Regions from separate parts of the Homo sapiens genome. Here all the other regions are linked to region 2. A link is a loop called in an ENCODE intact Hi-C map of the cell type or tissue named here. Cell type or tissue: heart right ventricle. All regions are shown on one strand. Links, peaks and the distances in the headings refer to the core of each region. The heading gives the core; the rest is flanking DNA.

The links. A loop is a pair of places that touch in the nucleus more often than their neighbours do. Peaks named below come from ENCODE experiments on the same cell type or tissue, not always from the same donor. Only the 100,000 strongest peaks of a DNase experiment are listed, where the experiment ranks them.
Region 1: a loop joins it to region 2, with 2.1 times the contacts of the local background. A loop is called at or near these places in 4 of 110 quality-filtered maps.
Region 3: it touches region 2 in a loop (1.9-fold over the local background); 5 of 110 quality-filtered maps call a loop at or near these places.

What each region holds. Positions count from the first base shown.
Region 1 is chr18:8,282,568-8,293,698 of GRCh38, reverse strand. The region is part of intron 19 of PTPRM (protein tyrosine phosphatase receptor type M); the gene reads right to left. Among named protein-coding and RNA genes, the nearest start is that of RAB12, 320 kb to the left of the region's middle. In heart right ventricle, for the core only: no CTCF peak of the experiment used is centred there; a DNase peak (open chromatin) is centred at 4,654; H3K27ac peaks cover 782 bases.
Region 2 is chr18:8,360,801-8,371,931 of GRCh38, reverse strand. It overlaps PTPRM (protein tyrosine phosphatase receptor type M), which reads right to left. Exons shown (of 33, transcript NM_001105244.2): 24 at 926-1,042. It overlaps LOC100192426 (a long non-coding RNA gene), which reads left to right and starts at 4,898. Exons shown (of 4, transcript NR_024419.1): 1 at 4,898-5,075; 2 at 6,103-6,187; 3 at 6,943-7,023; 4 at 10,841-11,112. RefSeq lists an enhancer at 4,085-4,585. In heart right ventricle, for the core only: CTCF peaks have their summits at 4,151 and 4,358; a DNase peak (open chromatin) is centred at 4,373; H3K4me3 peaks cover 1,019 bases; H3K27ac peaks cover 386 bases.
Region 3 is chr18:8,078,888-8,090,018 of GRCh38, reverse strand. PTPRM (protein tyrosine phosphatase receptor type M) reads right to left here. Exons shown (of 33, transcript NM_001105244.2): 10 at 4,147-4,348; 11 at 1,168-1,270. Among named protein-coding and RNA genes, the nearest start is that of PTPRM, 520 kb to the right of the region's middle. RefSeq lists enhancers at 682-1,230, 5,097-5,963. In heart right ventricle, for the core only: a CTCF peak has its summit at 5,637 (motif pointing left); a DNase peak (open chromatin) is centred at 5,678.

The sequences.
Region 1 (11,131 bases), core at 1,364-9,363, 79 kb after region 2:
TACTGTCTTTGTTACTCTATGAATGACAATAATTTTATAGTTGAGTAATAACTACTATTTGACTTCCAAAAATTTAATTCCACTTTGAGTTTGTCATGATTAATTACCAATTTCACTTCCCTCTGCCTTTTCCACCCATCTAAAAAGTTCTCAGATTTTGTTTTTTGTAGGAAGATGGAAGAAGAAAAGTGACTTTGAGACCTTGAAGTCTTCCAGTAAATCCACAGCCTCAACTCATACAGAAAATGCCCCTAGATTCCCTGAGCCTTCACGTGGGGACCCGAGCCACATGAGGGTCCCTGCCCTCTCTGGACACACAGAGGCTCCCTTGTGGGGAATGATGCTCACATCACAGCTGTGTTTCTTCAGCATTTGTGGTTATCACAGGACTGCCAATAGCCCTTGTATTTAAAAATAGTTATTTTAGTTGTATTATTTTCATTTAATTGGTGACCAAGAAACAGACACAAATCAACAAATGAAATAATAACCAATTGTACTGCATTTGAGCACTACAGTTCCCAGAATGTTTTCCTACAGATGGGGCCCAAGTTTTATCCATCTCTGAGCACTTATTATGAGAGCATCAAAAGTATGTGCAGATGAATGAGTCCATCCTCTCACCTGATCCTCACTGGAGGAGAGGACATGAGCTGTCCCTTACAGCTGAGGGACATGAGATGAAGACAGACACCTCAACATCTTCTAACACAACCTAGATCCGAAGTCAGTGTTTTCTGACTCTTTATCCACTGCTTTTTCTCTACCACTCTTACCCCAATGACCTTGAGAAGAAAACACTATTAAGTCAACTTAAATACACATGGCCAACAATTGTTTTCCATGCCAAGATTATCTCTGCTTGTCTCTGAAAGAATGTTTACAACAAAAGAATATTAAAAATGTCACCTAAATTTTAACTATTGATTACTTCTATAAAACAGGAATTTTTCTTCTCATACATGATATGTGTTCATTGCATGGGAGCCACTGCAGGAAAAGTTCAACTTCTTGCAATGAGCCTCCCAACTTCTTATCCAGGAATTACATGAATCACTATAAATGGCAAAATGTGTTTTTTAAAAAACAAAACAAAATTAGAAATGCTCTGAGGAAAAGGTCAGATAACTAGTGCCTCCATAGATAAATGTCACTGTCTCCTGACTCCATACAGATAGGGTGATGGTGTCTTGCATTTTCCGTAAGTGTTCCTTCAATTATATAGCCAATTTCCCCATGGATACATTTGGATTATTAAGACCACGAGTCTTTATCCCTGGCTTAGAAAATAAGTAATAAACCTATGGGAGCCCAGAGAGAAAAGGGAAAGGCTTTCTAGATTGGTTGCCTTGGCTTTTATTTCCTTTTGTTATGGAGATTAAAAATGTTTTTTTCCTAAGATGGATCCAGTTTTGAATGTTATGGCTTTTTTCTAGCATATACGTTCAAGATATCTGAGAAAATATTTACTTTAGACTCCCTCTTATGCCTAAAGTGAGACAAAAACCAATTGTTTAAATTTTTAGTTAGAAAATAAAACTTCATCTGTAGCTCTGGAGCCACTGAATATTCAGAGAAGCCATGATATGGTACGATCTCTCAGACTGTGTGCCCCTGGTTGCTTTCCTGGCTAACAATTCTCAGGGCAAGTACAGTAACTGGGATAGGAACACTGCCGTCAGTGCCTTAGAATACTGCTTCATGTCTAGTTTGCAGCCGGGACTGCCACAGATGTGCAGCTGCAGAGGTGGCAGATACACTTCCTTTATTCTTCCTTCCCTAGAGAGACTGAGGATTCTCTTAACGACCCTGTGAGTCCACCCTCCTTCCTTTTTTTTTTTTTTTGGAAGACCATGAGATGGGCATAATCACTAATAAACACAACAGTAAAATGTGCCTGGGGAAAATCAAATAACATTGGGTTATGTGTAACTTTACTATGCAATTATTCTATTATGTTCCTTTTCACATACTTTTTTACTTTTAAATATCTTTTAATAAATTAAGCAAAGTCAGTGCACATTTTGTAAGATGTTCACCCGTGCATTTTTCTTTGGGCAAGAATAAAAGGTTCTTTAGCTATCTTTTTTATCTTTAAGAGGTCAAAAGTTACACATGTTCTTTTAAAATTACAGAAACTGAATATTGAATGCTTTAAGAAGAATTCTACTCTGAACCAATATTCTTGGGAAGTAATCACCAAATAATTTATATTGTAGAAAAGAAGGGTTCCTCTCAAACTTGTTGAAAGTAAAGCTAATCAGGTTTTGAATCCTCCCAGTGCGACAGAAAAGAACTTTGTTCTTTGGAATAAGGATTTTCGAAGCATATGCCAACGACTGGCTTCTGGTCTCTGGGAGGAAATTTTGCTTATCTTCACCTTGCATCTTTCTATGCCTGAGACAAATCCTTACATTCAAGTTTAAGCACAACCTCCAACTCCTCCTCTAACTCTCACCTCAGAGTCTTCCCTTGTCAGAATTATGTTCAGGCTTGCTAAAATCAAATTCGACCAAAGCTCAGGCATAATTTTGAACAAGAGGCCCAATGAGAGAGAGCAGGAGGGATGGCTGAGGGAACCAAGGCTAAAAGCATCATTTAGCCCCTGAGGACATCCCATCTGCAGAGCAGCAACTTAAGGACAGGTGTGTGAGGCAGGCAATGATGGCCCCTGCTCCCAGCACAAGTTTTATAGGTGGGATTTTGAATATAATATGCACATTTAGGCAATATTTAGTGTTTAGGGCAGATTTTAAATATGCAGGTATAATTTAACACACCAACTATGAACTTCCTATTATGAAAAAAACACTAGATGTATTTTTGGGATTTAAGTTAATGGTCTCACTGCACCTTCTGTTAGAATTTTCATAAATATACTTATGCTTTTATTCTACTTAAAATGTAATTAAAGTGTTTCCTCTGACTACCTTAGCTCATATATACTGCGAAGAGGCAGCAGACCTGGGAACCACTCTGAAAGAGTAATAAGTCTCCAAAACAATAAAAATGAAACCAGGCAAGCTCCAGTGAATACCAATGACTTCCCCACTTGAAGATGCTGTACTCTCCATGGGCACAGAGCAGAAGGAAATTGAACATCCTGCATACTGTCATTTTTTTCTGAATAGGAAACATGTTTTTGTGATTTAATAACCTCCTTCCCCACCCCTCATACCGCCACCATTTTCCACAGGATATAATTATACATCTCAGTTGCCCACCTCAAGAGAACATTACTCCAAAACGATGCAGTCTGTTAAAAATGCCACAACTCCTAGATATTAAAAAAGGAGAAAAAAATCCTATTCAACAGAAAAGCTGCCAGAAAGAAAGGGATGCAGGTCAAGGCCGTACATAATGTGCAGTATGTTTTCAGGCAGTGCAGAGTCAAGTTTTTTAGATGCTTCTGAAATAAAATTTTTCCTCCCTTTCTCATATGAATAAAATTGTGCATGTAAAATGACTAAAATCATCACCCTGAAAGAAGGAAGATGAACTCACTGGGGCATGCAAAGTCTGTGAAATTTCTTTGTTTTCTGCTCAGACTTCTCTTCTGGTGCTTCGAAGCATCGCATTTTATTAGATCCCATATAAACTATTTATTGCTATAGCACTAAAGCAACTGAAGACACCTAACTTTGCCTGATGGGCCACAAGGCAGAGTGCCCCAGAAGTTCAGGCACAGTGATGGCAATGGTCACTGGTCACTGTCATTCTCCAGTGTCCTGAACAAAGGCAGGCAAAAGGAGCATGTGATGCTTCACGGCTAAGAGAGGTGAGGACTGGGTGAAAACAAGAATCTAGACACACGAACTAGGTTTCTAAACAAACCGAAATCTAAATGTGAACATTCACTGATCTTTTAAAGAAGCTGCTAATCTCTGGCCACTTTTTATTGCAACTTAATCCAACGTGAAATTGTGCAGAATTTTTCTGTTTTGCAGGATTCAGAGCAGCCATCATGATCTCGGCAATTGTTATCGTACAATTATCTTCCTTTACCTAATAGCTCTTTCTCTTTTGATAATGGGATTGAGGTTTGCCGCCTATATATATATGTGTGTATATATATATGTGTATATATATATGTGTGTATATATATATGTGTATATATATATGTATATATATATATGTGTATATATATGTATATATATATATGTGTATATATATGTATATATATACATACACACACATATATACATATATGTATATATATACATATGTGTGTATATATATGTATATACATATATACGTATATATACATATATATACGTATATATGTGTATATATATATATACACACACACAATGTTTTCATGCCTATAAACAGTCCCCATGATGTCTGACTGAGCTTTAGAATATGTTTCTTATTCTATTGAATATTACTCTGTATGAGGGATTTTACAAGTGCCTTTTCCACAGCAATGTCATATATTTCCTGTTGATCCATACATGCTTATGAGGTTTGTGAAGCTCTATTGGGGGGTGAGCATTTTAATCCTGTTGTATAGATAAGGAAATTTAGTATGAAAGACATTGAGTGGCTCCCCTGAAATCACACAGCTGGTAAACAGAAGAGCTGGGACCCAAGCCAAGGCCATTCCACTCTGAACTTAGTGCGCCTCCATTTGGCCTCAAAACTGGCTCAGAACCTGTGGCTTTGTGCCTGATGCATTGCACTGTGCATGTGGCACTCTGAAGTCACCCTGGCCATGGGTCTTAAGCCACCAAGGATTTCTGGTTACCACGTTTTATGGAATGAGCCAGTTCAGTGGCACAGTCCTATCACCACCTGCACAGCGATGCTTCCTGGTGATGTGAGTATGAACACCCTGGAGGGCCCCTCAATCAAGTTGCCTTTCTTTCTCTTCAAATTTGCTCCATTTCAAAAGTCCCCTTTCTTCCCACCTTCAGAAGCACTGTGGTAGTCAGCTCCCGCTAATGAAGTGACACAGCCCTCAAGAGCACTGGAGCAGAAATAAGTTGAGAACCATTGATCAAGTGGCAAGAGCAAAAAAACATATCCTTCAAGTGAGTGACAAGGGGAAATAGTCATGGAAACAGTAACTGCGGAGTGTTCACGGCTGCTGAACATTCCTTGGACAAGGCCACTGTTCTGTGGGATTATAGAGACTGACGCAGAATAAGGTGGCTCCAAAAAGGAGATGATTTTGATATAATTGGGGTGAGTGTCAGTAGGGCATTAATTGTAAGAAGCAGACGGTGGGTGTTAGGGGATATTCAACCCTTTCTTGGCCGGCACTACTCTTTTCTTTTGTTCCCTAAAAAACAGTTTAATAACAGAGACCTACATCCTCAGCCATGCCTGGGGCTCCCCCTTATCTGGAATGTCTTCTCGAGGCTGGGTGCCTCTGTCATGTTGCCAATGATGAAGCTCTCAGCTGCATTTCAGGGAGTCCTTGTTTCTTTGGCACCCCCCTTCAGGGGCTCTCAAGGGCTCATCACAAGAATATTTCATCAGTTTGGAAGTCAAAGCCTGCATTTCCAGATTACTTCTTCCTGCAAGACTCTCTGCTGCTTCTTATGGAATGAGGATGGTGTCCTGGAGAAGCTGGACCAAAGGGTTTCTATGTGTTTAGATTTATTACATAAAACTTGGTCAAAGCTGACTTTTTTGAGTTGCCTATCTCTTGATTCCCATGTATATCAATGAGATCAATCTTTGAAGATTCTGGAACTTGGATCTGCCCCTGTTCTCACTGCAGTGCCCTTGCAAACCCAAAGAGGCCATGGTAATTTAATGGGGTGTCAAAATAGTGATGTCAGTGAGCAATCTGTCACAGGTCCCCCAAAGAGGACTGCTCTGTTTTAGAGGCAGCTGAAAGTATCTGTGTTTCTATAAGTCATGCTAGGCTTAGGTCTTGTCTCTAGGATTGTCACCCCAAATTTCAGAGAGACAGTAATTTTCATTTTGCCTCTGATGCAGATATTGCCAGAGTTTGGGAGGTTCACACTACTCAAGAGCTGTAATTTCCTCCACCTCTGCACCTGACTTTGACAGTGAGCCTGTGCAAATGCGCCCAGATCCTTAGAGAGCAGTAAGAATACCTCCTTGGAAAAGGCATCTTGAAAACATCTAGAGAGCAGATGGATGTTTTTGTGGAAATTCAGCTGCTCCCTTCCTTTGGAGAGCAGCCTCCAACCCATCTCTTGCCTGCATTATTGCAGTAGCCTCCTGACTGGTCTCTTTGCCACCCTCCAGTTTATAAACTTGTCCCAGAGTAAGCTGTTATAAACATACCAGGGCAGCTGTCACTTTCCTATTTGAAAACTGAGCAAGTCTCCCTCCTGACACCATGGCCACATGAAGGGCGGTGAGACTCAACATGTGTGACACACCCAGCATGCAGCCAGTGCTCCATCAGGCCACCTGTTACTATTCTCATTCTAATATGAAAACCTGAGACCTTGATGACAGTACATCCTTACTGACTTGACTGCCAGTTTTTGCTGTTGTCTCCAAGAAAATTTTTTCCAATTTTTCCTCCCATGTCTGTATTTTTCCTTCACTGACTCTATATAGTATTTGGAAGTTGGGTGGGGGTTTTATTCTTGTCCCTCTTTTCTCTTTTTTTTTTAAAGCAAACATCCCTTCCTGGTATTTCTTGGAGAGCTGTGAAGTTTTAAATGTCCTCACCTCGGAAATCAGAGCACATAAACTCCATCAAATGTGACTGAAAATCTAAGGATACTTTTTTTTTTTTAAGAGATGACAGGCTTGGAAATGAATAAGTATAGCAGAAAAAGGAATTTTAATGTGATATTTGTGACTCTTTTTTTGACACCTATTAATTTATAAAACCCATCAGCACAATTCCCAGGCTCTTCCTGCAATACTTAAGTCATGGTAACTAAAGATCAAAATTTAGAACGTATAATTATTTTAGAAATTTAGAAAATAAGGTTAGAAATATCTTTTAAAACAGTTTAGCAAAAAATGATTACATCTCAATTTACTCTGCCAGAAAGTTCAATGCCTACTCTTAAAAGCAAACACTTGTATGGAACTTTATAACCCAAAGTTATCTGTAGAGTCATAGAGGCTCTCCTTTTATTTAAAGACTGACTTTTAGCCAAATGTCATATCTTACTGAAGAATGTGAATACTCTCACTTTAGATCACATGGATTACTTCTTGTAAGGGAAGCCTTGGCAGTCAGCCTTAGTCTACAAGAGTAAATATGAGATTCTAAATAAGTGAAAACAATGAGCCTGCACTGGTATGGAGCAGAAATCCCAGCATGGCGGAAGTTTCCACGTGGTGCTGATCACTCATCTGTAGAGTCAGAGGTGGTTCCAGCCACCCTTGGGAATCCTGGAAGAACCAATTCACCTCTCAAAACAGAGAGATCATCATCTTACAGTAGGTCTTGGGTGAATGTCGTAGTCATCTGAATGTACTCCCTTGAAACGTTACTCATTTCACTAATGTGATTTGAAATTGGGAAGTTGCAACTAGCAGATGGGAAGGAGCAAATGAGAATCCCTAGAGGCAAGTGACAAAGGCAGTCAGGAGGACTCAGCAGCAACTCACGAGGTCTTTCCAAATTTTAGTCACTCATGTACACCTTCAGCACTTCCCTCATCCCCTCACCACTTCCCTCTGTTATTGAATGATGTAAATTTAACTCGTGTATATGCAAATACATTTACAGTACTTGCAAATGAAATTTCGCATCATTTTTGAGACAAAGTCTCACTCTGTTGCCCAGGCTGGAGTGCAGTGGTGTGATCTCAGCTCACTGCAGCCCTTGACCCCGAGCTCAAGTGATCCTCCTGCCTCAGCCTCCTGAGTAGCTAGGACTACAGGTACACACAACCATGCCCAGCTAATTTTTGTATTTTTTATAGACACGGGTTTTCATCATGTTGCCCAGGCTGGTCTCGAACCCCTGGGCTCAAGGGAGCTGCCCACCTCAGCCTCTCAAAGTGTTGGGATTACAGTCGTGAGCCACCACGCCCAGCCAAGCCAAGAACTCTTTCCTCAGGTAAAGATAATAGAAAAAGTCGAGACAACAAAAATGAAGGAATAGCATCCAATCCAGCCAGGCAGTGCTGCTTGACTACTTCGGAGCCTGAGGCCAGGCCCTTCTTTGGCTGAGAGAGAACGCTTGCCTCAAACCAAGGTTCCCTGGCGAATCAAAAGTATTGAACGACAACTAACGGGAAAGCCAATCACTTTCTCACCTGCAATTCAGCACAGCTTATTCCCCATGAGTGGGCCTCCTAAAAATCACCTTGTACATCATCAGTTGTTTGCATCTCACACTTGGGGAAAACTGAATTCACTGTCTCACCTTGGCTTAAGTGGTGCTGAGGCAAAAGAATGAGATGTAGGACCAGAAGATTTGGGCTTAAATCCCAGCTCTGACTGATTCCTAACTGTGTGACCACAGGTAGGTTACTGAATTTGCTTTTTAATGTTTACAGTAGAATTTTTATAATTAAATTGTTTAACAGGATTGCTTTCTGTATTAAAACCTGTGAATGTCAGTGGAAAAAACCATGTTGGCTTGCATATATAAAGTGCCACTGAATTGGCATGTTATTAGTAGAATGTGTAGAACTTGTAGAATGTTGATGGAAATGCACATATCATTAGAGTCACAAACATCTCTGTCCTCCCCAGACTATAAACTCCACAAGGGAAGGGGCTGAGTCTTCCACATCCTCAGCACCCAGCATCTACCTGGAACATAGGAGGAGCTCTGTATGAGGAAAAATACATGATAATTATAAATCAGAAGATTCATGCATCCTGAGTGCATTCAAATTTAGTATTTTTGAGGCTTGGTTCTTGAATATGTTTTTTAAAAAGTATATACTTATATCTAGTTTTAAATAAATTACCATCATGTTTGGAACACAGAGAGCTGCCCTTGTTATCCTGTGTTATTGTTAGTATTATGTTATTTATTTATGTTTTTTGAGTCAGAGTCTTGCTCTGTTGCCCAGGCTGGAGGGCAGTGGTGCAATCGTAACTCACTGTAGCCTCAACCTGAAGAGATCCTCTTGCCTCAGCCTCCTGAGCCTGAGTAGCTGGGACTATGGGCATGTGCCACTATACCTAGCTAATTTTTTTTTTAATTTTTAGTAGAGGCAGGGAGAGGGTAATACTGAAAATAGACATTTTACATGGAGGGCATTATACCCCAAATGTTAAAAACTCCTCTAATGTTTCACAGTATAGTGTTTCTTCCCCCTTCAGAATCACAGTCTGCTGAAAGGATAACAATTAGTTTAAGTGAACCAAGGTCAGATGCTAAAAGGAGGTTGCCAGAAGTTGTATTTAGAATCTGTTGATGCTTTGAAAAATGAAGAGCTGGCCCCAGTTCAAGAAACCAGATATTAGATTAAAACCTTAGGGGCACGTGGTTCAATTTTTTTATTTAGAACTACAAGGTTTGGGATTAAACTAAAAGTAAGATGCTTCATGCTTATTAGATGTACTGCCTTAAAACATTTTCAAGAAGGCAACAGAGTTGAAAGTAAATGAAAGTAAACTTGAGGGTCAATTTTGAAATGCAAACAGCCGAGAGCTAATGCCCTTGGAGGACCCACATTACCAGAATGGACTTTCACACAATAGCTAGACTGTTGTTTCAGCAAAGAAAATTCCTGAAAGGGAATCTGAGTTTTTGCCAAGAAATGTCATAAGAAAAAAATGCAGGCTCAAACGATTTTGATGACAAAAAAATTCTTTTAGTAAAATCACAATAAATAACCAATTCAGTAGTATTAATAAGAACAATGGTGGCCAGGTGTGGTAGCTCACACCTGTAATCCCAGCACTTTGGGAAGACAAGGCAGAAGCCTTGCTTGAGGCCAGGAGAAAGAACAGCCTGGGCAACATAGCGAGACCCCACCTCGACTAAAAATAAAAAAAAAAATTAGCTAGGTATAGTGGCACATGCCCATAGTCCCAGCTACTCAGGCTCAGGAGGCTGAGGCAAGAGGATCTCTTCAGGTTGAGGCTACAGTGAGTTACGATTGCACCACTGCCCTCCAGCCTGGGCAACAGAGCAAGACTCTGTCTCAAAAAACATAAATAAATAACATAATACTAACAATAACACAAGATAACAAATGCAGCTCTCTGTGTTCCAAGTACCATGCTAAAATTTTTACCCAAAATGTCTCATAGATGTAAGCCTGTTAATTGACATAAATCCTTGCCTCATTTTGTCATTACAGTTGTAAATTATGCTCATGAAAAGAGACCCCAGCATCTTTCAAACTGAAGGTTAACCTTATTATCAGGATAATCACCAGTGAGTTAATTAAAGAATCATTATGTTGGTAACCAATAAATTTGACATAAATTTTAAATTATACTAATAAATAGATTTTAAAAAGCTTTTTATTTTGAAATAATTCTAGATTCACAGGAAGTTGCAAGGATGGTATGGAGAGCTTCCATTTATTCCTCGGTTTTCCCCAATGATTACACCTCACATAACTGTACCTCAGGAAACTGAAGCTGGTACAGTGTGTGTGTATAGTTCCATGCCATTTCGTCTTAAGTGTAGATCTCCAATCAAATAAAGAAATATCCTGTCACCACAAAAAAACTTCCTTGTGGAATCTCTGAATAGGCACTGAATATCCCCTAATTCCTGGAATCCACTAGTCTACTGTTCATCTCTCTAATTTCGGTAACATTTCAAGAAGATTCTACAAATGGAATCATCAAGTACTGGCTTCTTTTTCCTGAGCACAATGCCCTTGAGATCCATCCAAGTTGTTGTCTATATCATTAGTTCATTCCTTTTTGCAGCTCAGTAATATTCCATGGTATATGGATGTACTAGAGTTTGTCTAGTCATTCCCTTAGGGAAGAGCAATTTGACTGTTTCCAGTTTTTGGTGATCACAAATAAAGCTGTTATGGATATTTATTTACAGAGTTTTGTGGGGATATAAATTTTTGCTTCTCTGTGATAAATGCCCAGCAGTGCTATTGCTGGGTCATGTAGTAAATCTGTTGTTGTTGTTATTGTTGCTGTTGTTTTTTGCGACAGGGTTTAGCTCTTGTCGCCCAGGCTGGAGTGCAATGGTGCGATCTTGGCTCACTGCAACCTCCACCTCTAGGGTTCAAGCGTTTCTCCC
Region 2 (11,131 bases), core at 1,072-9,071:
AGTCCAGGGCAGCTGTGCAGGGCTCGGTTATGGAGAATCAACTCTGGATAGAAAAGTCTGTGGATCTTTGGAAGGCAGAGTGTTCCTCAGCCACATCACCTCCACTTTCCCCAGAGCCTACCTGTGACACTTCTCTGGATGGACTGCAGTTTGCTTCACCTCCGGCCCCTCCCTATGTCAGCAGAAAGAGGGGGAATAAGGAAATTCCCTGTTATGCCCTACAGTGCATCCCAGAGAAGAAGCCCCATCCATGCACATGGGATGAGGCAGGGCAGAACCAAAGCAGAACATTCACCGACCCAACACCAGCAACTACAAAAGGGGAAAACCAGTATGGGAGTGAGCATGAATGAATGCGCTGGTTCATGCAAGAGTGTCCCATGTCTGATGGAGATCAGTCACTTAGGTTTCCAGGTAGGTCACTTCCACCTGGAAAATCCATCAGTCCACATTAAACCAGAGGTTTCGAAAGCCACAAGGAAGTGAGAGATTCCAGGAGGAGTTAGGACCTGTGTCTCAACACTGATACTAACTCCCTACTGGAAAATGCATATCGACATACACCATGAAGGAAATTTACCAAACTGGAAGGACATTTATCAAAATTTAGCAAACTTTGTTCTGTGAACAAAGAAAGAGAGACGGGCAGAACAATATCAACCAGGGAAAGAAAATAAACAAATAGACATTAACTTTTGGTTTACTTGCAAAATATAGATTCTTATGAAATGAGAATGATTTGTTTTAAAGATGGAACTGAGCTGTTATAGAATCAGAGAGCAAGATGCAATCTTGAGAAACCATCAGATAGAGCCTACCTGCATTGAGATATGAGCATGTGTAAAGTATCCTAGGTAAGTTAATGAGGCTAGTATGGTACCACTAGTGTCTGACCATAGCTTTTAAAAGCAGTATGAAAACTTACCTTTTCAACAGCAAATGTTCTTATCACATATTCTGCCAGTAGTTCTGTTTCTATTAGGGTAACTTTAATGTCTTTATATATCTCTGTGTCATCTGGCCAGTATTTGCAGCATTTGACCTTTAGAAAACATAAAAGAAATTATGGGTTTACAGTTTGGTTTTTTTGGAGTTCCTCCCATGATGGGTCACACTATGATTTATAGGACAAAATTTGCACACAAAAGTTAATTGTATACTCAAGAGGAAGGTCTATTTTTTGTAGATCACCTGTGTTTTTATTCTTCTCAGAAGAAAACAATATTTGAGTTATGGGAGACGTAAAACCTGGAAAAATGGTCTAAGTTTAAAAAATTGTATTTTTACCACAAACATCCCAGTTACTGTAACCATTCATTTCCTGTGCATCTCTACTCAGAGAACGGCCTGCAAAAATAAACTGTGAAGGAAGTTTGCAATATTTTAGCTCTTCTTTTGAATTATTTCTAGTTTCAGAAAGTGATTGAAAACTTTTTAGGAGGAGTGGGCAGAAAATCAGATTGAACACTAAAGATTAGAATTATATTTTTTCTGAAGGAAGTAGCTAAGTCATTTTCCCAAATTAGAACTACAGATTCATTTTAGTATAAATAAATTCAATAAACAAAACTTCCTAAAATCTGAAATTGTCTTTCCATATTGTCTGAAGCCTCTAACTAATCTCAGGTGGAAGAATTTTGCATGCAAGGGGCATTTGATTTCCCTCATTTCTGAGCACTGAAGCACTCCACTGTCATATTTTTGAAATTCTCCTAGCAAATTGTATTTTTTTTTTTTTTTTTGGTAAGAATGTTTTTCTAGACATCAACGAGAGGAGAGCAGGACCAGAGGCTGGGCAGGAACACGTGACCACCTCAAAGCTCTGTCCTTGGCCTCTTCTGCCTCCCCAGGATTCCTGGCATTTTCATCTATTCCTGTCCCTGCCCCTCCATGGATGAATTTCTATTCTGTAACTCTAGCCCTGTTTCTCCATGTGCTGAATTTAATGTTTTTTATTTGTTTTTGTTTTGTTTTCTTTTTTAGAGACAGGGTCTTGCTCTGCCATCTAGGCTGGAGTGCAGTGGCGTGATCGCAGCCCACTATAATCTTGAATCCTTGGGCTCAAGCGATCTTCCCTCCTCAGCCTCCCAAGTAACTAGGACTACAAGCACATGTCACCATGCCCAGCTAATCTTTTATTTTTTATAGCAATGGGGTCTTGCTATGCTGCCAGGTCTTGAACTCCTGGCCTCAAGCGATCCTCCTGCCTTGGCCTCGAAAAGTGTTGAGGTTACAGGCATGGGCCGCTGTGCCCAACCTTCTGAATTTGATTTCTAACTTCTTCTGTGAGCATCTTCCCTTGGAGGTCCTGCCAGCACCTCAAAGACCATAAGTCTAAAAGAGAATTCTTTGCCCCACAGTCACTGCGCTCTTCCTGACTTCCTATGTGACTGCTATGATTCCCTTAACCAACCCATTCCTTCTCGCAAACCCAACCATTTGCCAAGGCTAGGAGTGTCTTTGAAGCAGCTCTCAAAGTGTATTTTCCAACTTCTTAATCCCTCTGCCACAATCCTAAATTCAGGCTCTACTGTCTTCCTGCATGGGCATTCTATGTGTCCCAATACCACAAAAACTCTCTCAATGTGTAATCCCAGTGCTATTTACTTGTTCTGCTCAAGAATCTCCTATTTCTAACTACTTTCTGAAACTAAATACAAATTATTTGGCCAGGCAGGTAAGAACGAGTTTTTAAATATGGCCCCAACCAGCATTTCCAGCCTTATCTTTTATAGCTCTCTTTTCTATGCACATATATTTTATGTTCAAGGACAAGTGTTTGCCCTGTTCCCCAAACATACCCCATGATCCAAACTCCTACTCGCACCATTCCTTCTGTTCAGAATATTCTCCTCCCATCCATTTCTTCCCAGTTGAAGATTTTTTGCATTCTTTAAAGTACATCTCACACGCTGCACTCCTTCAAAGACTCCTCCATAGATGTGAGCTCTTTTTGCTGCCCTGATGAAACATGCTTGTTCTGACCCTGGTATGATGCCCTTCTTGCACTGTTTGACTGTAAACTTATTCCTGGCCAGCACATAAAGGGTGTTGTTTTGCTTATTTCTGCAAACCCTGCAACACCTGATCGCTGTGTCCTGTGTGCACTAAATATGCAATGTATACATATAAAACTGAATTTTATGCAGAGTCATAGGATCAGTGTAGGAAGGAAAGTCCCAGACTGGGAAAGTTTACAAAAGAAATCTGAGCTGAGAGGACCTCTCCCAGAATGCCAACCCCCTGAGGTGCACTGATGTTCCCCCATGAGCTATGTGGCTGGTTATTTCAGCTGCCTCCTTGTGAAACTTTCTGGCCATGGATTCAGTGCCCTTCCAGGGAAGCCTCATTACCTTTAGTTGGCAAGACGTAAACCAGATATGCTAGGAGTTGCAGATACTGTAAAGCAGGAGACAATGATGGTCCCTGCCCTCAGTAAGTGCTCAGCCTTCTTTGGAATCTTTTCCCCCCTCATTATGGGAATATTATTTGTGACTTTATAAAGGGCTTATCTATAATATCTCAGAAATTTACATCATGGATACCTTTGCTCTATCAAAAATATCCCAGAGTAAGAGAGACCTACAATTTCTCCTTTCCCAGATGTAAAGTCAGTTTGAGCAGATCATGTATATTTGTGGAGATGTCTAATTTGACAGTAACAATGATTTCATTTCAAGAGTGTCCAGCACCATACTTTCACGATGCCAGTTAGCAAAGATGCTTTTATGGGACATACTAGATTCTTCTGTATATTGGGGGATTAGTTTTTACCTTTTTGTGACTTCAGTTATGCAAGCAGAAGGTAGTGGGATAGATATAAAACTACATATATGGTATACAGGCACACTTTAAAAATAATTATTGATGAATAAATATACACTTTAAAAATTCATTTATTTCTCTGAAAATGACAACTGAACAAAACACACACACCCGCAACGTATGTTATACCAGGTTTATCTTACCTAATAAAAACACCTTATCAAGATTTACCTTAAGTAATAAAAATGATTTTACTAATTACAAGATGCAATTGATGTATGATATTTTGGATGGTCACCTAGTCTTCCATTTAGACTCTTTAACCTCCTTGTTCTCGAATTTCAAAAATATGACAGTGGAGTGCTTCAGTGCTCAGAAATGAGGGAAATCAAATGCCCCTTGCATGCACTGAAAGCTCGGTTTCTTTGGGATTATTGGGAGATGCGCTCCCAACTCCTTCAACTCCCTGGAGCGAGCTCTGGTTCCATCCGAAATCCGACCCTGGGCCCTCTCGGGCTGGCTGTCCCCCCGCACCCAGTTCCAGGCTCTCAGGCTCCTGGTCCCCCGCGGCCGGATGAAGCCGGGCGCCCCCGCGCGTCGGCTGCAGGCAGCAGCCGCCAGGGCTTCCAACTTTGGCCGCGCTTCCGCGGAACAGGTGCCGCCGCTCTCCCAGCGAAGCGAGGGAACAATGAAAAGAAAACACCGTCTGCTCTCAACTGCTCGGCACGGTGCTGACTTCGCACCGCCCGGATGCCTCCGACCCGGCGGTAATTGCGAGGGAGGAGGCGCGGGGCCGCTTCCTTCTAGAATGCGTGCTGGGCAAGGCCCCTCCCGAGCACAGGCACCTGGCGGGGCGGGCCCAGAACAGGCGGCCCAGGCATTTCGAATCCGGTCCTCCCCATCTCATCTCCCAGAATATCCCGAAATGGTTTGCCACATCTGTTTTCAGCCTACTAAAAGCCCTTCTAAATTGGGTTTCTTTTAGTATCTTTTTAACTACTTGGACTTGTGTCAAGTTATTATTTTGCTTAAAAAAAAAAAGGAAAAGGAAGACAAAATATGCTTCGTTCTCTCTGCATTTAGAGTTTCCGTGTCTGGAGAGTGTGGGGCTCGCAGTCGCTTCCTGTCCTCTAAGGTCTGCATACAGAGATGCTGGAACTATTGGTTTGGAGGTGCCCGTTGGAGCCCAGGAACCAAGGAACGGGAGGCGTCCCTGCTCTGATCGTGCGCCTGGCTTGGCTGCCTCCTGCAGCCCAGCGCTACCTGCACAGCTTCTAGGAGAGGCGGCGCCTCCCACGCATCCTAATCACGTAAGGCGGCAGCCTCCAGCCCAGAAAGCAAGGTCCAGAAACAGATCGTCTAATTACCTTAGTGCCCTGGTGGTGGTTCCACCAGGCCATCAATCAGGCTAACAGTCCCGAGCCCTGCCACCTGCTCATTACTGCCAGAGGGCGGCAGGAATAGATGTGTGGTCCCTGCTCCAAAGGGGTGATCCTTATTGGCTTTAAAACTCACAAACACGAAACAGCACAGAAACGCTATAACTCCAGGATTTCTAACTTCCTGAAAAAAGATCTTTGAGGTGGGTCATTTTAAACCAGCAGCCCAGATAATACTCAGGTAAATTAAAGTCAGAGGATGGCTAGGGGCCAGAGCTGTGGCTCCCGAGGCTGCCAGCACATGACTGTAACCTTCAGGGCATTTGACATGACTACAGCAGCCGTTATCAAAGTGAAGCAGGCATGAGACTCCCTTGGAGGGATTCTGAATAAATTCGGTAGGTCTGACTTTGTGGGGCCTGAAAATGTGCGCTTTGAACAAGCTCCCAGGTGATGCTGTGGTCTCTGGACCACACTGTGGGTAGCAAGGATTGAGACAGCACAGCTGCAGTCTTGCCAGGCTGGAGTGCTGGCTCTCACGCAGTGTGGACGTGAGCTTGAGGGGCTCACTGGAGTTTGCTCAACTGCAGGAGCTTCATCTGTAAATAGGACATGATTATAAGTCCTATGGCAGAGAGTTCTAAGAAGTCAGCAGTTCCCAAATTTGCCTGCACATTAGAATCACTTAGCTGGGGGGAGGGAGGTCTTAACAAATTCTACAGCCCAGGCCATACTCTAATTAAATCATAATTTCTGGGGTGGGACAGAGGTATCAGTAGTTTATTGAAGCCCCCCTCTCCCCAGGCCATTCTGAAGTGTAGATACATTTGGGAACCACTGGATTAATTGATACAATGTGATGAAAACATTTAGCCATGTGCCCAGTTTATCCAAAAATGGAAATTGAACAAATGAAAATTCCGACTATTAAGTGATTGTTTTGTGATCTGGACTCTAGATGTCTACAGGAATTCAGAGGCCAAGGAGCCCATGGAGGCCTGGAGAGAGGAGGCAGGGTGTCCCGGAGAAGGAGGAGGGCAGAGGTGAGTACTGACAATTGTGCATGGCTTATGATGGTGGAGGGACAGCTAGGGGGAACCCCTGCTGATTCCTCTCTCCCTCAAACCTTATCTGACAAGAGGAGAGAGAGGGAGAGAGGGAGAGAGAGATTGGCATGTCCATTTGCCTATCAGTGTGGTTTGATTAACTCCCAACACAATAGGTGGTTTTGGGGAAGGGGATTCAAATCAAATATAGCTGCGAGGAATCTCAGAGACAGTCAATTTCCAAACACTCATTTTCAAGATCATTGCAACTCCCATCCACCGAGCAGTTTCTACTTTGAACTGGACACACTGGATGGCTGCATTCTGACATCTGTGGCCTCACTTAGTGGATGGAAGAGCATGTGATTTGCCCAGAAGAGACCTAGCAAGGGCCAGGCTGGTCTCGATCCTTTTCATTCCTTGTATTTCCTCGTGCTCTGGAAGGAAGAAGCAACAGGCAGGCCTAGGGAGTGCAAGTGGCTTGCTCAAGGCAATAAATTAGATGGTGGTGAAGGAGAGGCTGAAACGCAGGCTCTGACTCCAGCTACAGGGCCCTTTGGGAGGATGGAACTCAAGGTGCTTTACGCTTTCCTCAGTCTTACCAGGAGGCTTGGCCTCTGGAACAGAAACAAAGTAGGAAGCCTTGAAATGACTTCAGCTGCCTTTTTGGGGGCAGAACTGGAGACGGGTGGAGGGGTGGGCAGGAGAGCAGAATGCATGCTCTGAAACCATCATCCTCCTTTTTCCATTAGCACAAGCTGCTGCGTTTCTACTCTGCCTCCTGTGTCAGCAACTCTCCCCATCCACAGGAAGGAGTCTGGGCAGAACTGAAGGTGTGTTTATGTGCATGCGCATGAGTACTCATTTTGCTAAGAAACCCATGATGAAGAAGGACTAAGAAATGTACTTGTTAGCTCTTAAGTTGGGGGCACCATAATGTGATCCAATAAATACAACTTTAAAGGGGAAGAAGGGATGAAAAAGAATAAGGCAGTTACAAGTTTTGATTTCTCAAGAGTTTTTAAGAGACTCTTCTTTGTTTTGAAAGAGATATCCAAACCGAGTATCCATACTTCTATTAATAGTTGTGTTTGGGCCCGCTGAGAAGAGGGTGGATGGATATTGGATAGTGAGAGCAAAAACACTGCCATGAAGCACAGCTACCACATAGAGCCCAGCCAAGAGCAGCTGCCAGCTTTGTTTCCAAGATAACAGATTTATTGTATCCCCAAACCTTTTGGTTTAGAGGTCTCACAGGAATAAAATATTACTCATTTAAATATCCTGAGAACACAGATTGCTCTGGTCTCAGTGTGATGGAGTAAGATGCACATGGATTTTTTTTCCATCTACCTTGTGATGTTGCAGCAAGTGACTTACACCCCCTGAGCCTCAGTCTTCTCATGCGGCAGGTGACTTCCATGACTTCCACCCCGAGCCTGTTTTCTCATGCATAATATGAGATCCTATTATTAACTTCTTAGGGAGGGTGTGAAGATTAGATGAGATTTTTTAAAGTATATATAAAGTTGCTGATTAAGTACCTGGCTTATCATAGCTTTCCTAGATTCTTCCTTTCATACTGGCTTTATTTGGAAGGGGGACCTTCCTTGGGAAACATCCTTGAAGATTATTTCAAAACTGGCACTACATCAAGAGCTTCTGGAAGTCTGGATAGTTTCAGTTTGGGAAATAACTTCATATCATAAGTAAATCCCTCTTTCATGCCTTTACGGTCCTGCCTTAAAGTACCCTCACAAAGCGTCTGTTTTCCAATTGCATCTATTCGTTAATGTTGTTATTTAATGGGCATACAATACTTATAAGCACAAGGCCGCATCTGTACCCACAACGCTGGTTTTCATCAGCTGTAAAGAAACATGCAGCCTGGTCCCCTTGTGGAATTTTAAGTGTTATCCTACAAACCACACGAGAAATCTGTCTTGTTACTTTTCTCTCTTACCTCATCTTGATGAAAACTTAATCAGAAAGCAGCATCACTCAAACTACAACCAGACTTTCAGGAGACATGTTATTTCCACTGCTTGTTCCCCATCTTATTCAAGAGGTTCAGCTTGACTTTTAGCTATTCCCCAAATGTAAGTCCTCCTGCCAGGGGAGGGAGATTTGCCACCAGCAAGGGCAATAAACAGAGAGTGTCACATACTACTCTACAGATTACTCTGAAATAAGAACTTCAGAAATCTTTTGAGCAATGACATTATTAGAATACATATATATGCCGCCAGGTACATCAGAGAGGACATTTCTTAGAGTGGTACATGATATATCTGTTGAGAAAAGAAATCCGTATTTTCTGTCATTGTCAGTCTTCACATGTGTCAGGGTCACAGTATAGATCTACGACTTTGTGCCAGTCACAGAACCGTTCTGGCCCTCAGTTTCCTTATGTGCCAAAGACTAGATCACATGCTGGTGAAAACGATTCCAACTCCTAACGCTATCTGATTATACGCCCGCTCCCATTAACTTTGTGGGGTAAGTACTATTATCCTTATTTTACAAACACATAACGTAAAGCTGGGAGAGATTAAGAGATAGGAGACCTAAGGGACCAACACTGTGGCTGCAATGAGGGAAATCCTGTGCTTAGCTCCGGGCTGTGGTGTCCAGGCTGTCCTGCCAGTCATTCAGACAGCCCTGAAAGCGCATGACAAGCAGAGCCCGGACTGGGCATTGCTGGGGATGCAGAGAGCAAGGAGACATAGTTCTAATAGTCACTAAGAGACAGATGTGTAAACAACAAACTCAACTCAAGGCAGAATAAGGGGCAAGCTGACTGGTCAAGAGCACATTCCCTGGAGCCGCACTGTCTGGGTTCAAAGCCAGGTCCCATTTATTAGCTGTGTGACTTTGGCTCCATTTTCCCATCTGTAAAATGGGCTAAGAGAGTTGTTATGAATATTAACTCAATTCTTTTCCTTGTAAAGCACCTAGAACATGCTCAGCACAAGTAAATGTTCATTAAAATTTTAAAAATGAAAACTGCTGTTGGCAGTCAGAAGTATGCTAATTCCAAAGAAAGGTATGCAAAGCTTCATAAGGGAAACTACCTTACAAATGAGACAGAAATATGGAGTGCTGTTTCTATGGGTGGATATGGAAGAGAGGGATATTCTAGACTTGGGGAGTTGGCAGAGGGCAGCTGGAGTGGTCTTGAGGCTCTGGCAGGTGGGGGCTGGGAGGGCGCGATCCTCCGACAGCAGCAGGAAGCAGTCACTATTTTGTGACCGTCAGCTGCTTCTGAGGCCCTTCTTGCTGCACTTTGATGCTACACTTTGAAATAAAGGGAATTGTATTGGGAAGGAAAGTTTGTATTCAACAGGAGCAGGAAGACACAGGAATGGGTTTTCTGTAGGAGCAGTGTTTTTAAAGGGTACCTAGTTCCTTTGTGTAGGTGTATGTAATCACTGCCACCACCATGGGGCTCTCTGCAGCTGAGGCAGCTGCCCTGCTGGGATGGGCTGCTAAGTGCAAGGTGCGAACTAATTGCGACAAGGGATGTGTGAGTAGGTCGGATATGGCAGAGCTGGGAGCAGTTGGGGCCGGGGATCACCCAGGACTAGGTGTCTGGCAACCCCATCACCAGCGGCTTGCTTGGATCCTTCACACTGCTTGAGAAGAGGGCAGCAGCTTCAGGACTGGGGTGGCAGGATAACAGGCACATATCAGGGTTCCTAGAGCTGGTGAGCTCAGGCACTGGGTCTCCTGTGTCTCCCAAGTTGCCAAGATGTGACCTCTCTGACTTAGTCAAGACCTGGGAAAGTTCTTGAAACACACACACGATATTCTTTTCTTCTAGATAGAAGGATAACATTTTATTTTTAAGAACCTCGGATAAAGTTTTTGTAGCCTATCTTAAAAATGAACATTTAATGATGACACAGTGTGCTGTAACAGAAAGAAGCCTGGCAGGCAGGCAGGAGGGCTTGGGGCTAATCCTAGCTGTGTTCCAATCTAGCTCTGTGATCTTGTGCAAGTCACTGAACCATTCTAGTACTCAGTTTCCTTACTGGCAAAAGAGGATACAAGACCATATGATTGTTAAAGGTATTCTGAGTCCTACAGTTATCTGATTATGTGATTCTAGAATGTGGTTCTTTGGAAGCCTTAGGAGTCAGGAGCATGGGTTCCAGAGTTCAAATCCTGGGTCCCACATTAACTAGCTGTATGAAGTTGGACCAATTTATTAATGTCTTTTAAGTTTGTTTATTATCTGGAGAATAGAATAACAATCATGTCTATTTCTTAATCACTCTGATGAGCTAAAGACTCACCACATTGACTTACCCATAAGAAATGTCCAGTAACTGTTAGTGGTGGTCACCATCCCCCAGCACTTCTGCTATCGAGAAGGGAACAGCACTCAGTATAGAGCTCCGGGTGCTCCATTTATTGTAACACACAATGCTTTATGGTCTGTATCAGTATTAGGAAGATAACAAGCTTTAATTTCAGAGGCATTAATCAGGGCTAAATGCCTCTGAGACAGTCTGAAGTGCGTACCTGTCCCAGTTCATCTCTTTGAGGAAATAAAGGGCTCTAGGGGTGAAGGAAGGAAGAAAGGAAGAAGAATTTACAAAAGACACGGGTCAATCTGAGTCTCACCACCCTCACCCTCTTCCTTAGGTTGTCACAAGGAGCTGCTAAACAGATCAAAAGGCATTGAAGGATGGAGTGACATGATATATGACCTGCCCAATCCTTGACTGCACATCACATAAGCAGTCCTAAGGATGTGAAGTATATGATGCCACCAGTTGAATGGATTGAAGCTCCTACACGTACACTGTTGGTTTCAGATTCTCTACTCTACAACATCAGAAAAGAATCTATTTTTGGTGAGATAACAAATGTGCTATGTTACTCTAGAATAAAGACATCTGTTTACTTACAATTTTAAGTGATAAGAGTTCTGCT
Region 3 (11,131 bases), core at 1,362-9,361, 280 kb after region 2:
TCACAAACTGCATCTATGAACAGCAAGCATGAAACCTCATATGAGCTACTGTGTTGCATTATTCTACAGTATAAACTAAAAATTGTTTTAAACATTTTGGAGATTTTTCAAATAAAAATTTCTGTGACTCTTCCCTAATCTGACTTCACTAAAAACTAATACTATTCTGGTTTTACTTATGACTTTATGAACCGAAACCTCCATATATATTTTACTGAATAGAAAGAAATCTAACTGATTGCCTTATGATACTGCAGTGAAAACATGATCAAATATAGCCAGGTGTCAAAACATTAATGAAATCAAATTCTACAAAAGAAACATGAAAATAAACCCTATAATGCCTTAATTGTCAATGTAAATCTTTCTTCCAAGTACTCTATTCAAAGTAATAGATGACTCTGAAGGGAAACTATTCCAAAATACAAAGGTAAAACATTTAAATCCCTCTGAATCAAGTAGAAATTTCACTTATGTAGATTAATGAGTTTATGACAAGTTGATACTCCAGAGCTATTCAGGCATCCTTTGCTCTGTCGTGGAAATAATCAATTTATTTTATTCAGTCACTATACAAGTTATACTTTATAATTGCTTAGCTATATAAATCATCATGGAATAAGATGCGGGCCTAGATGTTGGTAATTAACTCTAATCTGTTCAGATAAAGACTTCACAATGTTCTTTCCAATAATCTGTTATTTTTTCAAAAAACTATACATCTCATATTTTATTGAGAAATTAGCCAATTTACTAAAAAATAAATGACATAAAACCCAAAGTAAACACACAAATGAAAAAATCGAAACATCCATTCAAAGAACAGAGCTGAGAACAAAAATGTCATCTGCCCTTGGGTAACCAAATTGCATCAAGCAGTCACCTTTTAATTTAAAACTACCTCCTCAACAGACTAGTGCTTTGTTCCTTATCTTCAAAAGAACAACTCACTTGCATCAGAATAAAACCCTTTAAACAATACTTGATCACCTTACATCAAAGCCCTTTCATTTTCCTCAGTCATTACTTTTAATTAGAGCTAATAAACATATGGATTTACATGCTGGCTGAGATTTGCAGCAAATCCCTAGAAAACACATTGGAGGAATTAATCAACTTGATTTAGTTTTCTTCTATCTAGAGCCGGCCCAACCCTCTGTTCCATACCTGACAGGTGCTCCTCTGCTGTGGGCAGGTTTCAGCATGACTGTCACGGTATTGTCAGTTTGATTCAAAGGTGTCTCAAGTTCATAAGCTGGCATAGAGGGTGCTGGGGAAAAAGGCGTAGAATGGGAGACTCATTATTTCTGGTTTATCTTCTCAGTTTAGTTTCCACTTTCTTTTACAAAGAGCATTAAGAACACAGTGCATTTACTTTACATTGCAGCTATCAACAACCACGAGCAAGCTTCACATATATTCCCTACATAGAATCACAGGGACAGCTGCTAAAAGCAGCCCATACTGTCCTCTGTGATCTTGAGTTGAAGTTGGGAGATGGTATGAGGGGGCTTCTAAGGTGTGAGTAATATTCTGTTTCTTGATTTGGATTCTGGCTAAATGAGCATAGCTTGTGAAAAATCACCGAGCTGTACACTTACAATTGGTACACTTTTCTGTACATATGAATTCTCAAATAAACTGTTTATGCTAAAGGCATATTTAGGAAATAATCATTGGACTTTATAGTTATTCCATCTAAATCAAGGTTTTTCATGTACCAGACTCATTGGGGATTTAAAGAGGACAGTGGGAGTCAGAGAGATTTGTTGGAATTAATTAGTGACAATCTGTGGGCTCTCAGAAAAGCATGACAGTGGAAAACACATAGGAACTGAAATAAGAAAGGCTTGGGTTTGACTTTTTGCTGTGTTTTGTTTTAATTAGCATAAGAGCTTCTATACATCTCAAAATGGGGGGAACTACCCTCTACGTTTATTATCGTAATTCAAAGAGAGAACAGAGAGACAGGCAAATATAATTCTACAAATGTTAGTTCTCCTCCCAATGTAAATCCTATTTCTAAGGCCAGTTTCCAGCATCTTCCTTCTCTAGACTGTTAAGTCTTATTATGATAGCAACAGAGGTCTTCAGTAATTACGGACAAGACAAATCATTACACGGAGCTGTGATGTGGGAGGGCATACCATATTTTCACAGCCCACTGGTAGAGACTCCTGATGAGAAAGCTAGAGGTCGTTTTCTTGCAAATACAGTTTTTAAAATTGTCTTACATATACAAAAAGATTTGTTTATAACAGATATGGGTTACTTCTGAGTTCCATTTATTGAATGATCTCAGCATTAAAATTTATTTCAATTCTCTTAAAAATTAACTCCAATTCATAACATAGAATTAACAAGAGTGGTTCCCTCTCTTAGGTCCATGAAAATTGAAAACAGGACCTGTAAACTGTAACTGTTTTAAGACTATAAAAATCAAATACTTATTCTTGATGAGCCATATAGGCTAATGAAAATGTCAGGTTGCTTGATTTTCAATAAAATTATTTGAACTTGGCATGCTGAAAGTGGTCAAAACCATTGATTAGAATCTACCATGATTGTGTTTCCTGAGGTCTCCTCAGCCATGCTGAACTGTGAGTAAATTAAACCTCTTTTCTTTATAAGTTACCCAGTCTCGGGTATGTCTTTATTAGCAGTGTGAGAACGGACTAATACGGCCATGTTGATCAGAATTCTTATCTAATAAAAATAGCAAAAATGAATTATTTTATTCAAAAAATACACTCATTATGACAATAATCTTTGTAGTGTAACTTACATGGGAAAAATTTCTTAAAACATGCTTCGAGGTATATATATTGGCACTTATTTCATCTTTAAATCCCCATGATAAATTCATGCGCTAGATAATATTATCTTAATTTGTATGTAGGAGTAAATTTATTTGATCAAAATCAGAGAGGAAGTGCCTGGCAAAATCATAACTAGAACCTAGATTTTTTGATTCCAAGTCCAGTGGTCTTTCTTCTACCAACCCATTTTCTTCAATCTGTGTCAGTTTTCTAATCTCTAATTATTCTAACTTCCCAAAGACTTATTTTCTCTTTCTCAACTCTCCATACTGTTTCTATAACCTAATTCTATACACAGAATATCAAGTGTATTAAATTTCAAGTCAAGTTTGTGCTCATAAAATATTACACAATAAAAAATTATCCCTTGTTATAATTGCTTAAAAAGAAAATTCTAAACCCTCCCTCAAAACCTAGCCAAACACTTACAATACTCTAGTTGTGAATATTCCTTTCCTTCAACTCCAAATGATAACTTTTATTAATACAAAACAAGGAATGAGAGATAAAAGATATAAAGGTCAGGCTAAATATTATTGACCTAACCATGGCTGATAACAAGAGTTAGCTCCTTTCCCTACTTCCACCCCACCTGCTCCACCCCAAACAAAATAGTTAAAGCCAAAACTCAACACTTCCACACTCATACCCAAAGGGGAAAAAATGGGAAAAAATATTCATGCAATTTTTTTATTGCTGTTGTATATCCCATACCAGATGGCAGCTTAATTTCCTCTAGTCTGAAGTACAAAGACATTTTCTGCACAGTTGAACATGCCTAGAAATATTTCTCAAATTACGTCTTTTGTTAGATGGCATAATTAAGTCTCTAAAAGCAAAAAGCTGGAGGCCCTCAGTTCCTGGTACCCTCATGTATTTGCCTCTCTCTTCAGGACAGAAGTTTCTTATGGTAGAGATCCCAAGGAGGCTGATCCTTCAGGAAGCAGACTCTATATGACTGTCTTTCTGCAGAGCTCCCGATGGTTCATGGTTCATTACAGAGATTTTTCCAACAGTACTGCTCTGGCAACTTGGGATTGACAAGGGGATGAGAGTGTCTCAACAGAACCTTCTGCCTCATGCCCAAGTCCTCCAAGACGCCCTGCTAAAACAATAGCCACTTCCTAACATGTGAGGATCTTAAGCTCCCAAATGAGAAATATTTGTAGTACTTCATTTAAAGCTGTGAGTCTGAGCTTCAGGCATCCAGGAGTATTCCTTTGGATACAATGTTAGTGTGGGCGAGCTTGGCATACTTGACAATGGGAATGAAAACGGACAAAAATGTTACTTCTGATAAAAGACACAACTCACGAATGTAGAGTACCTGATATTTTGGTGGTGAACTGGTTTGTTGCTGGAGGCCCAAAACCCTTAGCTGTGCTAGCTCGGATGGTAAAGGAGTATGTGGTCCCCGGATACAGTCCAAAAAACAGAAAATGGGTTTCATTTCCCAGCTTTGAAACTCTTCCACTCTGATTGGATAAATCTATTTCTGGGTCAAAGGAACTGACTGCTTTGTAGGTGATCTGCAAAAGAATGAGAAAGTGATAAAATATCTGGAGCAGATGGACTCAGATTGCATCTTTATCCAATAAACCCTTCTGATGTATGCACTGTCAGACACTTTATGATAAGCTCCTACTCAGACTCTTGAAATCCTGAATCCACTGAAGGGATGAAGGAACTCCGCCAAAGCTGCTGAGTTATTACTTTTATAGACAGGGGAACTTAAGCCAGTAGATTAGAATATACAGGATGAGTTCGGGGTTAAGCTAATACTTTGAAGTTGTTTGCTTTCAAAATGTCATTTTGTAAAACTACATTACAATGGGTTTAGAACAAAATAAGAAAATATACAACTAGCTCAAACAGATAAGATACTGACAAGGATAAGGCCTCATCTTTAATCTAGTGGCCATAATTTGACTTAGGATCATTACCTATTGGGAACGAGGGCACTGAAGTGTTTTCATCAATGTGGGTGAGGACATCTGCTCCAATGACTGGAATCCTAGACAGATTCCAGTCATTCCTGATGCTACAAATAGAGTGATCATTATGGGTCATATTAATTTCTTTTCTTTAGAGCAATGTCTTCCAATAGAACTTTCTGAAATGATGGAAATGTAGCCACTAGCCACATCTGGTTACTGAGCATTTGAAATGTGGTTAGTGAGACTGAGGAACTGAAAATTTGAATTTAAATTGCCATGTGTGATTAGTAGCTGCCATATGAGACAGTGCAGTTCTAGAAGTTTTCATGATACTAGCTACATAACAGATATTCAAAGCATGTTGGATGAGTCTGAAGTGTTTGAAAATAAATATAACATAGGTGCCTTTAAATCCTACCCTTTCAAATGATATTTTAAAGAATTTCACTATGAGTAGTTCATCAACTATTCAAGAACATGCACTTTAGTGGTGATTACTAACTTCTACTGGTTGTAATGACATAATTTTAAAATGTGGCATATTCGAAAGTTTTAAATTGCAAAACTGAGCACTTTTCTTGCTTTTAAATAGGTAAACTTACTTGTAATTTATGTGCATGAACACTAACACTGTTATTATACGAAGTGATAATTGACATTCTTTCTTCTTATATTTATACCATGTCATTACAATTAGGAAGACCTCTCTGAAAGAATATTTAGATTGAATCAACTAAGCTTTAGCAAGAAAACTGTTTGCTATATATATTAATCACTGCACTGCATGACACTATTGGAGTCATGCAGAGTATCTATTGTTAATCCTCTAACAGACTTCCTCTGCAAGGTTAAGGAAGTCAAGAAGAGACAAAGCCAATCTACCCCCTAGTGGCTGAGCGAAGGACGTCAGCGATGTAACCGCTGTATGATTACTTGGTCCTCCATTCGGATACCTCCAGGGAACAAGGCAGTTTGGAGGAGACGGATCTAAACCTCTATTATGAATGCATAATTGCTTCCAATGTTTACTCACTAATTCACCCACACATTTGAAACATATTCATTGAGCCCCTCTCATGTGCCAAGCACTGTGTTCGGAGCTGGGGTCTTGCATGGTGCTTTAGGAATCGTACCTTCCCCGAAGGAGGTATCAGTCTGGTAGGGGAAGGGGAGAAGTGATCCAACAACTATGACAAAGTATAATTAAAATGAGGACTGACGCTGCCCACCGTGGCTAGCTTAGTGTTCTCATTCATTTTATTGCCTGTCTAGAAACCTTAATGAAACATAAATGCATACGAGAGAAAGCCCAAACTCCTTAGTTTTGCTCTCACCTTCTCCAAACTTACTTCTGAATCTGTGATACTACACCATTATATTCCTTTCTGTTCTGGTCAGAGGATAAAGACTAACTGCCCTACAAACACTAATGGGGCTTTTCTGACACTGCTTTTGCTCGTAAGCTTTCACCTGCCTGGAACATGAGACAGTTAGCTCTGTTTCCATGTTTTCTACCTATTCAGATTCATTTACTTTATTCAAACATTGATTGAACACTGACACTCTGCAAGCACCATGGCCAGCAGGTAAATACACGCCCTGTTTCAGATAACTGAGAATCTGGACAGGGTGGGATGGAGCTGGGGAGGCATACAGTAAGTAAATGAATACTTTCAAAACACCAAGTTCCATGGAAGAAACGAATAGGGTGCTAAAATAAGGAGAACTGTCAGGGGAGAGAGGTTATTACACAGCCACTTAGAGTGGCTGGGGAAGGGCCCACTGAGATGTCAGTTAAGCTGAAGAGATTTGAACTTTCCCAAGGAGTTAATCATGCTGAGAGTTTGGGGAAGAACAGTAGGAACTAAGGCAGTGAAGCGGGAGTGAGTGGGCACAGTATATGAACAGAAAGGAGGTCGGTGTGGTTCCTTGGGGGCTTGAGAAGTGGGTAGGACCATACTGTACAGTGCTTTGCACCCCAAGATAAAAAGTTTGGATACATACAACAGGAAGCCCTTGAACGTTTTTAAGCATGAAAATAAAATGATCTAATTTCCCTTATAAAGAGTTCACCCTGACTGCAGGTGGAAGGTTGATTTGATTGGTGGGGCAATTGAAGTAGTAGGGAGGGCACTAGGAAGTACAGCAGAGTCCAGGGCCTAGAGCTATAGCACAAGGGAGAAAATACAGGGGCTTGGAATAAGGTGGGGCTGGTACAGACAGCAAGAGATGAAAAGAATTGGCATCTTTTAGAGATAAAATGGACAGAACTCAGTGAAGGACTGGATATAAAAAAAAGAGGATGGAATAAAGGATAGGTTCCATTTTGGGCTTGATCAGAAGACGGTCCCATGTATCGAAAAGAATGGAACATATGAGGAGAAATTTACAGACACAGGTGGACATACTAAGTTGGAAATGCCCACGGCAGTCAGGTGGACACACATGTATGACATGAAGCTGTGATTTGAAAGGACTGGGCTGGAAGTGAAGACTGGGGGTGATGAACATTGAGATGATATTCAATTCTGGAATGGAGGGGGTCACTAGGGAAGGAAGTTTAGAAAAAAAAGAAGGGAGCCTGGTACCACTCCCTAATGAATGTAGGTATTTAATACAGGATAGAGGAGGAGAAGCCAACAGAAGAGCCAGAAATGCAAGAAGAGAGCCAAAGGAGAGAAAGCTGTCACAGAAACCAAATGAAAAAAAAGCAGAGAGAGAAGGGGAGAGAGGGAGGGAGGGTGAGAGGGAGGGAGGGAGAGAAGGAGGGAGAAAAGGAGGGAGGGAGGGAGGGTTGGTTTCCAAAGATGAGACTGGGACAAAAAAAGTACCCATCCATGTCCCAATCCAGAGTTCTCATTCTGTGTATCTGTAAAGCCTTCCTAAACCTGGCCTAACAATCACTAGATCCACTGAATGCCTGTGTTGTGACTATTCATACAATTCACTGGGCAATGAATCTTGGAGTACTGTGAAATCTCTTCTTTGATCTTAAATCATGATTTAAATATACCAGAGGAATTGGAACATTTCATGTAATTGTATCTTCTTTCTGAGGAGTGACTGATGTCTTATTCTTTTCCTGATCCCACTGTGATCAGTAAATATTTGGCACTCAGTATCTATTTTCCTAAAACTACTCCTGGGGAGAGCGGGTGTGTGCATCCGCTCATGTAAACACTCAAGACAAGTGGGATCTTTGCTCCACCCACAGAGACTATCAAGCAAACGCTTTACTAAGGGACTTGTTGTTCCAGCAGGGCTGATGGGCTTGGACTTGCTGAAAGCCTTGTGGCTGCAAAATAACACTGGGGTTCTTAGCTGGCTTCCAGTCATAGCCCTTTGACAATTTGGTAAAAATTAGACACCTTCTCTTTCCTACTTCTAAAAAACACATGTATACACTAATTCATGCACTCCTAAAAATTACAGATCCTCTCCCTCACGCCTAACAAACAAATATGTTGGGCATGTATATGTCCACCAAATGTCACAAAGGTGATGGGTTTCCCCATCTCAGACCCATCCACAGAGCCCTGGAGTCTGAATATCAGAATGAGAAAAGCTTCTCGGCAGCAGGGGCACTCTAACTCTACAACCCCACTGCCTGCCACAGAGCTGATGGTAGACATTCACCAACCTCAGCAGCTGCTCTAAAGGGCACCAAAATATACTCCCATGCTCAAACTCAAATGTCCATATGGTTTCAGCTTTACTTTTCCACTTGTTCATTCAATACATGCTTATTAAGTGCCTGTTAAGTACTTCAGTACAGCAGCAAACTACAAGAAGGAAGTCTGGAAGCTTCTGTACTTGTACTCTGTCCCTGGCTGAAGGTCCAGGAAACTGTAATGAAGCCTCTGTAAAAAACGTTGCTGCAGCAGTGTTGGATGTAAGTAATTTTATGGGAGGTGCCATGTCAAAAGCAAACTGAGATCTCAACATCATGTGTGAGGGTTAGATTTGGGTGAGATGGAGTAAACTGTTGCTTCTATTGGATGATTTCTGATTTGCAGGTAAGTGCCTGAAATCTTCCAAAATTGTCTTCCCTTTCTCTACTTAAAGCCTCAAATTCTAAACTGAGAGATTCATGGGAAACCAAGATAGAATAACATGCAATCTTTGACTTGCATGTTATAGAAGAGGGGAATCAAAATCTTCTAGACTGTGAGTTGATGGTAATTCCAGCCAGCATAAAACACCATCCTCTAATTGAGGTTTAAGCAATTATTCTGAGAAAACAAAGGAATGAATAATTAAATCTGATTTTAGGGGAGGAAAGGACCTAGGATATTTCAAGGAAAAGTAAAGTACTTGAATAAAATACTGAAAGATAGGCAGAGCTGCTATAGGAGGAGAGCGATGGGATGGCACAGGCAGAATGAATCTAAGCAAAAGCAGGGTGTGTGATGGCTCAGAAGGCTCTTGGCGAAGAGACAATTTCATATACATGGCTCATTGAGTTCCAGAAGAAAAATAGTAGGAGATGGCGTTATAAATATAGATTTGGGTTGGATCACAGAAGCCCTTGAGTATTGAAAACAAACTTCTTAACATGGCCCCTAAATTCTCATTCCCTCTACATAACCACCTATCTCAGCTGATGGTGACTAACAGCCCAGTTATCCAGGCTAAGGATATTAAGGTGTCTTCAACTCTAGACTCTTGAATGTCCCAATCAGCTGGCAAATCTAGACCATTCTACTTGATTAAAGTGCCCAACCAAAACTGCACTTGATACTCTAGTCACACACTCATGTATTGAGTCCCTAAGTTTGGAACTCATTTCATTCTTTCTATAGTTGGTTGCTGATGGGGTAGTTACTTCAACAGAAAAGGAACAGTACCTTTTCTACTTTTGTCTTTTTCCAATATCTCAGACATACTAAAGCTTTTAAAACAATCCATGTGTTAGTCTCATGACCAGGAGTCTGGTATTTACTCACTAGAGATATGTAAAGTTAGTAGGATACAATGAAAATACTTGGGCAAATATCCTTGTACATTGGGGAGTATTACTAATAAACTTCTAGAAATAGGTTTGGCATACTATGTTTACATTTTGATAGAATCTCCCTAATTGCCTACAAAAAAAAAGACTGCAAAATGTGTGTTCCCATCAACAGACTATGCATGTACACATTTCTCCACATCACTGATTAACACTTGATATTATAGAAATTTAAACTTCTGTATCACTTGTAATACTCCATTTCTCAATCATTAGTAAGGCTGGGTAGGTACTTTACCATATACTTACATGCTGGGTGAATTTTTTTTTGAAGTGTCTTTGTCCATTTTATTTCCTAAAAGAGTGTTTTGTTTTTTTCTTATTACTACGTAGCAGGTCTCTATATATTATAGCCACCAGCCTGTTGACTGCTGTAAGTGCTGAAAATAATCTCTCCAAGTCTTCTGTTTGTACTCAGACCTCCTTCATGGTATCTTTCATCATTCAGAAGTTTAAAATTTTATATAACCAAATCTGTCAATCTTTATTTTTAATGACTGCTGAGTTTTATATCAAGCTTAGAAAAATATATAACAAAAATGTCTTCCTACCTTTTTCTTAGAAGGTTCTTCTAAACTTTTGTGTTTAGATCATGAATCTGGTGTTTATTTTTGTATGATGTGAGGTGGGAGTCTCATATGGTATTTTATTCTTGTAATAAAATGCTGGGTTTGATAATATTTATTAAACTGCATCCATTTTATATTCATTAATGAATTTGCACTACAGTTTCTACCTTGTAAAATTTTAGAAGGATGTGTATCTAGCTGTTAATAGTAGTTACATTTGAAAAGTAAAATTCGGAAGCAAGGATATTTTATTTTGAATACTTCTGCACTTACAAGTATTCTTTCAGAGGGCAGTATTAAATTGACAACTCGACAAAATAAGAGATTTTGATAGCTACTGAGTAAAGGTGTAATGATCAGACCCAGGTTGTAGGAAGATGATTGACAAAATTAAATGACTGAGGTGGAGGGTAACGTACGAGAAGGACTTGAGCCAGAACGAAGACAAGGTCAGAGAGGCAAGGCTAGTGCTGGAAGGCTGAGAATGGAGTCAGAGGAGTGAAAAGGAGAAAGCAAGGAAGAAAACCAGAAGAATGATGTAAGGCTGTGAACTGCCATAACTCCTGGAAAAAACAATGCTGTCAGCCGTTTTTGATCATTAATGCTTTTGTGTATCTTTCATAATAAGCAAAGAGAGAACAGAGAATAATCTAAAGCTACAGCATATTCATTTCCAGCACTGATATGGTCTGGATGTTTGTCCCCTTCAAATTTCATGTTGAAATGAGATTCCCAATGTTGGAGGTGTTTGGGTCATGTGGGCAGAACCTTCGTGAACGGCTTTGGGCCACCCCC